2 separate regions of the Homo sapiens genome follow, and region 2 is linked to region 1. The links are chromatin contacts, found by Hi-C or POLR2A ChIA-PET in ENCODE. All regions are on one chromosome and are shown on one strand. The core of a region is the stretch at or near the end of the contact, and the rest is flanking DNA. Distances in the headings are between cores, read along the strand shown. Region 1 has its middle 26 kb from the start of SPOPL-DT. Region 2 overlaps SPOPL (speckle type BTB/POZ protein like).

Region 1 (3,760 bases), core at 304-2,803:
TGTTTGTTGACAAAGCTACTACTGAGCAGGGGCAGTGATATTGTCAAGTCCTGTTTGTGTGTGTGTGTGTGTGTGTGTGTGTGTGTGTGTGTGTACAAATATTTTTAAATGCTTACCAATGGTTCAATACTGAATAAAGCCTATGTACTCCCAATGATTACTGTCCAAAATAGCATTATGCAAAGTACTTAACTGAGCTTCCACCTTATGATTCTAAAAGCTAAGCAAAAATGCTTGTCACTCTTTTGAAGATATGGGTTATAATTATTGGAGAAGCACGTTCACATGCAGTTTGACTCTTCTCCACGTTGGAGTAATTACCCTGCATTGTAGCTGGACTCAGGGGATTTTGAATGTAGTAATGAATTGCTGCGAACCTTCCAAGAAATACAGAACCATATGTCTCAGGAAATGGGTTGGAGGCTGTAGCTATAGATAAGAACGTGGGAAGGGAATGCTAGTACTTCTAAAGACAACTGTGTAAGGTTATGAATTGAAATTCATTGCTAATGTGGATGAAGCTGGAATGTATTTTTCCCATGATGTTTAGTGTGGAATTTGTCATAGTAGCAGGAAATTGGATGCTAAACTTTTAAGTTGCTTTCCAGTGATTAAAGAACAGAATGTCCAGATTCTTAGAATCTCCATACTAGAAGTTCAAATTTACATGTAGCTTATGTTATCTGGATGGCTACAATTATAAACTCTCAGAAGCTTAGGCCAGATCATAAAAAGGCCAAAATATGAGAATGAAACCACTGAGAATTAAAATACAGAAGTTGAAAGTCACCAACTGTAGAAGTTTCATATTCAAGAGATATTTTCTTTTTCCTGAGGAGACATTTTCTTTTTCCTGAGGAGATCAAAATCCAGTCAAATAATCAAATGTAAATAAAAAATATAACAATCAATCAAATCCATCTGTAGAAAGGATGGGATGTGTTTATAGAAGCCCAGTAATTCAAACCGAAGCTAGAAAAGGTGGTATCAAAACTAAAGATTTATAAAAATTTGTACTATCCAAGAAGAAGAGAGACTATATCTAGGTCACCTGAGGTAAATTCTATCAATAAATAAGGGTGGTTCACCAAGCTTACAGCCTGCTAAGACAATATTCCAGATCTCAAGCTTTCTTACAGACAGGAGACAATCTTTCAGATTTCAAGAAAGAAAGAATAGATAAAATAGACATCTACAGTCAGTTGACTTTAAGTAAAAGAGATAATCCTATATCATCTGAGTGGCCCTAATTCAATCAGTTGAAAAGCTTTACAGCAGAATGGTTTCCTGGAAGAAGAAATTCTACCTATCAGCTTCAGCTTGATACATTTTGGACTTGTCTAACCAGCTCCCACAACTGCAGCCTGGGTGACAGAGTGAGACCCTGACTCAAAAAAAAAAAAAAAAATCCTTAGTGTATATTGCCTATTAGTTCTGTTTCTCTGGTTGAACTCTGACTGAACTTCTCCATTAGTTGCCTGACAAAGGCAAAGTCTTCATCAAAAAGAAGTAAATAAAGAAAGAGGAAGACTAGTGTCAAGCAAACAGAGGATTAAATTTAAAGGAGTGATAAAGGGAATCCCCCGATGATGGTAACTGACTAAAAATCCCTGGGACAACACTTGTGAACCGTATTCAATAGGCTGTCTAACGTCCACAAGGTAAACAGGAACAGATACTTGCAAAGTGAAGTTTACTCACACGTGTCAGATTAGTGGAAGTTAGTAGCTTGAGAGGAAGACAAAAGTCAGAAAGAATTTAAAACATTATTGACAGTAATTCTTAGTGACTAAGACAAAAGTTGCCCAGCAGTTCATTGGTGGAACCACAGAAGTCTGTCTGGAGTTCACTGTAAGCCCAGGAAGCAGGGACATCAATGAGACTGTTCTGGAGCCTTGCATGTGCCATAATTATGCTTTTGCCTGAGATTACTATTAATATAAACTTCACATTCCAAAGAAGAATCTACTCTCCATTACAAAAGCCCAAGGTAAAGAAAGTCTGAGCAATGAACGCTTCACCATGGTTTCTTGTATTAGAGAAAATGAAGGTTTCTGAATAGCATTTAAAAAATGATCATGGAAATATGCCAGGAAGGAAAAGGTTTCCAGGAGGCAAAGGGGAATTAAAACATGTGTTGATAGAAAAATGTGTTTAGTTGATAGAAAGAAATTCAGAACTATTCAGGTTGTGCTGTGGAGAATAAAACTTTCGTACCAGAGTGACAACTTTGATATCTCTCAACTATCAGAGTCTATAAAGTAAAATCATGTTATTTAGATATCAGCATCATGTTTTTGGCTCAACTTAGTCAAAGACTAAATTTAATGCAACTTTAGATGTAAATTAGATTGTTAGGGAAAGGAATGCCTTCTGAAGTTCTGGGTAGTCCAGAAACCATCAAGTAATGAAATTAAGCAAGGAATTAAGAGCAGTGCATTCTATTAGACCTCAGGTAGGTTTATGAAATTTCATTTAGGTGAGTCATAGATGCAGAAGTGCATGAACAAGTTATAGATAGTAGTTATGGCTCTCAAGGATCAAACAAGCAGTGGCTTCAGGGCTTTAAAGATATTTCTTGTACATCATGATCTGAGGATTCTAATGAAAGAATTGGAGATACAATGCCTTATTCTTTAGTGTATTTTGTCTTACAGTAATAAAAACAAATGCATTTATATGTGTATATATGGATAAGCACTATAGTATTACAAATTAGGCAGACTGAGACATGAGGCATCCTGGTACCTTCGCAATTTGTATCAATAAGAAAGGAGCAGAAGCTGAGACTTTGAAGAACATAAGACCTGCCAATCTTGAACAGCTAGCTTCTGGGGGACTAGCCAGGAATTCCAATGCCCAAAAATCAAAAGATATGGAAGCCCAATGCTGAGTAACTAAGGGTCCCCATCAGTCAGGTAGGGAAAGCATCAGAAATCCATCTGATGTTGATTATAACTCTTGTCACAGCAAGCTTCTTGCCAGGAGCCAGGATCCACAGGAGAGAGGCTTGATACAAGCCACATAGGGAGTTGGAGTCACAGCCAAGCGAATTGCAGCTTGAGGAGTATCTCAAGCCCAGCAAGGAAAGCGTAGCAGATTCATGATCTGAATTAATATGGTGGGTAACAGGGGAGAAACAAAAACCCTGCAACAGAAGGTTTACATGCTCCAGGAGCTTGGCAGGACCATACCAATTACAAATCAGGAATAATACTTCTAGACTGTCTATAGGTGGTGCTAAGAAAACTGCTTTTACTACCTGACCTGGTTAGGCTCTGCTAGGAAACTGGAGTCACTGGGGGCAGCCTGAGAGGGGCATTTTTGACTTCAGCTGGATAGACCTGGAGAATACAAAAGTAAAGAAAATAAGTTCATTAAGGACAACAGGCACATATCTCTAACTACATAAAAAGAAGCGATGCGAGTCCTATTTCAAAGCTATTATATATGCTGTGTCCAAGGAACCCTTGTCAGTAAGGAATCAGAGTTTTTAATGAATAGGGTTATGGGAGTCCTATGCTATACATTTCTAAGCAGGTGAATGAAAATAAACTCCTGCACATTTACTCAGACAGATATTTGTTCAGTGTGGTAACAGGAAGTGTTATGTTTTGATCTCAGTAATAGTTCATGAAGCCTACTGGACAATCATGGAAATGATGATCAAAGCAAGGATATAAATAATCTATACATCTATACTTTATTTCTCCAGTAGAGTGTGAAAAAAAAATCTCATTAGCCTTTGAAAAAACTTGAG
Region 2 (3,688 bases), core at 345-2,844, 48 kb after region 1:
ATCACTTGAGGGGGGATTGTTGCTTTAGGACCACATGAAATTGCCAATATTCTGCCTTTGACATACAAAAATGTCAGTGTCATGTAATTCAACCTGATACAATTGACTGAAAAAACCTGTCAGACTTTGAAGGGAGGTTGCCTTTTGCTTGGGGCAGAGAGCTCACACTACAGAATAGCTATTTCACTTATGCCTCAAGGACCCAGGTAAGTAAACTATAAGGTAAATGAAGGTATTTGTTCACCCCCACCCTTTTTTTTAAAACTGGGGTCCTGTGTAAATATATTACCAACGCCAGTTACTTCAGTGTACACATCCCTCCCTTCCTTTCCCCCAGCTCTGTTGGCTTCCCCTTTAAATAGAAATATATATAACTAAGAAGAAGGAATATTTTTTCCTGTCCTTAGCCAATTTTTTTTTCTTGAAGGTTCAGCTGTTGCCATTACTGCATCTTTAACCACCCCCTCTTCTTGCCCCTGCACATTCTTTTCTATAGCAGTGGTGTCCAGCTCTGCCACTTAGTCTAATCAGTCTTCTGAAAGACACAGCTGTTTCTATTTCAGAGACGAGCCTATCCATTTAGTACACATTTTAGTCAACTTTAAGTAAACTGGTTTTGAGTAATTAAAACTACAAGATGGACTTTCTGTTTTCACGTGTAGGTCAAAATTAGCTATTCCATTAATTCTCTCAAAACACGTAACTAGCCCCCTTCCTTTTTCATTTTATTTTTAAACCAACACTGAGTGTTGTGCTAGGCTTTGCCTTACAGAAATTAATAAACTAGAGATGATATTATACTTAGGTAATACCACAGCCATGCACATAAACTCTATAGTAAAAGACAATAAATGAAGTAGACTAATGAGGGTGTATATTAGTCCGTTTTCACACTGCCTATAAAGACATACCTGAGACCGGGCAGTTTACAAAAGAAAGGTTTAGTTGGACTTACAGTTCCACGTGGCTGGGGAAGCCTCACAATCGTGGCAGAAGGCACATCTCACATGACAGCAGACAAGAGAAGAGAGCTTGTGCAGGGAAATTCCCGTTTTTAAAACCATGAGATCTCATGAGACTTACTGTCACAAGAACATCACGAAAAACACCCACCCCCATGATTTAGTCATCTCCCACCAGGTCCCTGCCACAACACATGGGAATTATGGGAGCTATAAGATGAGATTTGTGTGAGGACACAGAGCCAAACCATATCATTCTGCCCCTGGCCCCTCTCAAATCTCGTATCTTCACATTTCAAAACCAATCATGCCTTTCCAACTGGTTTTGAGTAGTTAACCCCCAAAGTCTCAACTCAAAAGTCCACAGTCCAAAGTCTTATCTGAGACAAGTCCCTTCCACCTGTGAGCCTGTAAAATCAAAAGCAAGTTAGTTACCTCCTAGATACAGTGGGGGTACAGGCATTGGGTAAATATAGCTGTTCCAAATGGGAGAAATTGGCCAAAACAAAGGGGCTCCAGGCCCCCATGCAAATTCAAAATCCAGCAGGGCAGTCAAATCTTAAAGCTTCAAAATGATCTCCTTTGACTCCATGTCTTGAATCCAGGCCATGCTGATGCAACATCCTTTGGTCTCAAGCAGTTCTGCCCCTGTGGTTTTGCAGGGTACAGCCTCCCTCCTGACTGCTTTCACAGGCTGTTGTTGAGTGTCTGCGGGTTTTCCAGGCGCACGGTACAAACTGTCAGTGGATCTACCATTCTGGGGTCTGGAGGATGGTGGCCCTCTTCTCACAGCTCCACTGAGAGGTGACCCAGTAGGATTCTGTTGGGGGAGGGCTCTGACCCCACATTTTCCTTCCTCACTGCCCTAGCAGAGGTTCTCCATGAGAGCCCCACCCCTGCAGCAAACTTTTGCCTGGGCATTCAGGTGTTTCTATACATCTTCTGAAATCTAAGCAGAGGTTCCCAAACTTCAATTCTTGACTTCTGTGCACCTGCAGGCTCAACACCACATGGAAGCTGCCAAGACTTGAGGCTTCCACCCTCTGAGGCCACAGCCTGAGCTGTACCTTGACCCCGTTTAGTCACAGCTGGAGCGGCTGGGACCCAGAGCACCAAGTCCCTAGACTGCATAGGGCAGAGGGACCCTGGGCCCAGCCCATGAAACCATTTTTTCCTTCTGAACCTCCAGGCCTGAGATGGGAGGGGCTGCTGCAAAGGTCTCTGACATGCCCTGGAGACATTTTCCACATTGTCTTGGAATTAACATTTGACTCCTCATTACTTATGCAAATTTCTGCAGCTGACTTGAACTTCTCCTCAGAAAATGGGATTTTCTTTCCTATCACATTGTCAGGCTGCAAATTTTCCAAACATTTATACTCTTTCCCTTATAAAACTGAATGCCTTTAACAGCACCCAGGTCACCTCTTCAATGGTTTGCTGCTTAGAAATTTTTTCCACCAGATACCCTAAGTCATCTCTCTCAACTTCCAAGTTCCACAAATCTCTAGGGAGGGGCAGAATGCCACCAGTATCTTTGCTAAAACGTAACAAGACCCACCTTTGCTGTAGTTCCTAACACATTCCTCATCTCCATCTGAGACCACCTCAGCCTGGATTTCATTGTCCATATCATTATTAGCATTTTGGTCAAAGCCATTCAACATGTCTCTAGGGAATTCCAAACTCCCTATCTTCCTGTCTCCTTCTGAGCCCTCCAGACTGTTCCAGTCTCTGCCTGTTACCCAGTTCCAAATTCCCACATTTTCCTGCCTCCTTCTGAGCCCTCCAGACCGTTCCAGTCTCTGCCTGTTACCCAGTTCCAAAGCCACTTCCACATTTTTGGGTATCTTTTCAGCAGTGCCCCACTCTACTGGTACCAGTTTACTATATTAATCCGTTTTCATGCTGCTGATAAAGACATACCTGAGACCAGGCAATTTGCAAAAGAAAGGTTTAATTGGACTTACAGTTCCACGTGGCTGGGGAAGCCTCACAATCATGGCAGAAGGCAAAAGGCATGTCTCACATGGTGGCAGACAAGAGAAGAGAGCTTGTGCAGGGAAAGTCCCGTTTTTAAAACCATCAGATCTCATGAGACTCATTCACTATCATGAGAACAGCATGGGAAAGACCCGCCCCCATGACTCGTCTCCCATCGGGTTCCTCCCACAACACATGGGAACTATGGGAGCTACAAGATGAGATTTGGGTGGGAACACAGAGCCAAACTGTATCAGGGTGGTACAAGTGTTTCACATGAGCTGACTGGCAGTCAGTAACTGATTTCAGTTTTCCAGATAATTGACATACTGTGTTATATACTGCTTTTTTTTCCTACTTAATAGTGCTTTTTTAAAAATAGAAGTTGTGGCTGGGCATAGTGGTTCACACCTGTAATCCCAGCACTTTGTGAGCCAGGATGATTGCTCAGGGCCAGGACTTTGAAACCAGCCTGGGTAACAGCAAGACCTGCATCAGTATAAAAAGTAGAAAAAAAAAAAAAAAAAATACACAAAAAACAATTAGCAAAGTATGGTGGCACATGGCTGTATTCCCGGCTACTCAGGAGGCTGAGGCAGGAGGATCTCTTGAGCCTGGGAGGTTGAGGCTGCAGTGAGCCTTGACTGTGCCACTGCACTCCAGTCTGAGTTAGAATGAGAACCTGTCTCAAAAAAAAAAAAAAAAGTTGTAATTGTATCAATTTTTGCATTACATGAGAGAGT

Evidence for each region. A loop is a pair of places that touch in the nucleus more often than their neighbours do. ChIA-PET counts read pairs that join two places held with the same protein, here RNA polymerase II (POLR2A). Pooled maps may share reads with other maps.
Region 2: a map with no recorded cell type shows a loop between it and region 1 (4-fold over the local background). The contact joins two enhancer-like sites. A Hi-C loop is called at or near these places in 1 of 168 maps with a recorded cell type or tissue (B cell), 3 of 37 single-sample maps with no recorded cell type and 3 of 50 pooled maps. POLR2A ChIA-PET finds 5 or more read pairs at or near these places in 2 of 52 experiments (activated T-cell and naive thymus-derived CD4-positive, alpha-beta T cell).

The regions. Positions count from the first base shown.
Region 1 is chr2:138,473,903-138,477,662 of GRCh38, forward strand. No RefSeq gene overlaps it. Among named protein-coding and RNA genes, the nearest start is that of SPOPL-DT, 26 kb to the right of the region's middle. Within about 2 kb of position 1,554, at least 3 of the 41 ENCODE cell types and tissues checked have a DNase peak (open chromatin) inside an H3K27ac peak, as active enhancers do.
Region 2 is chr2:138,522,202-138,525,889 of GRCh38, forward strand. The region is part of intron 1 of SPOPL (speckle type BTB/POZ protein like); the gene reads left to right. Among named protein-coding and RNA genes, the nearest start is that of SPOPL, 22 kb to the left of the region's middle. RefSeq lists enhancers at 1,919-1,968, 1,979-2,068. Within about 2 kb of position 1,595, at least 2 of the 41 ENCODE cell types and tissues checked have a DNase peak (open chromatin) inside an H3K27ac peak, as active enhancers do.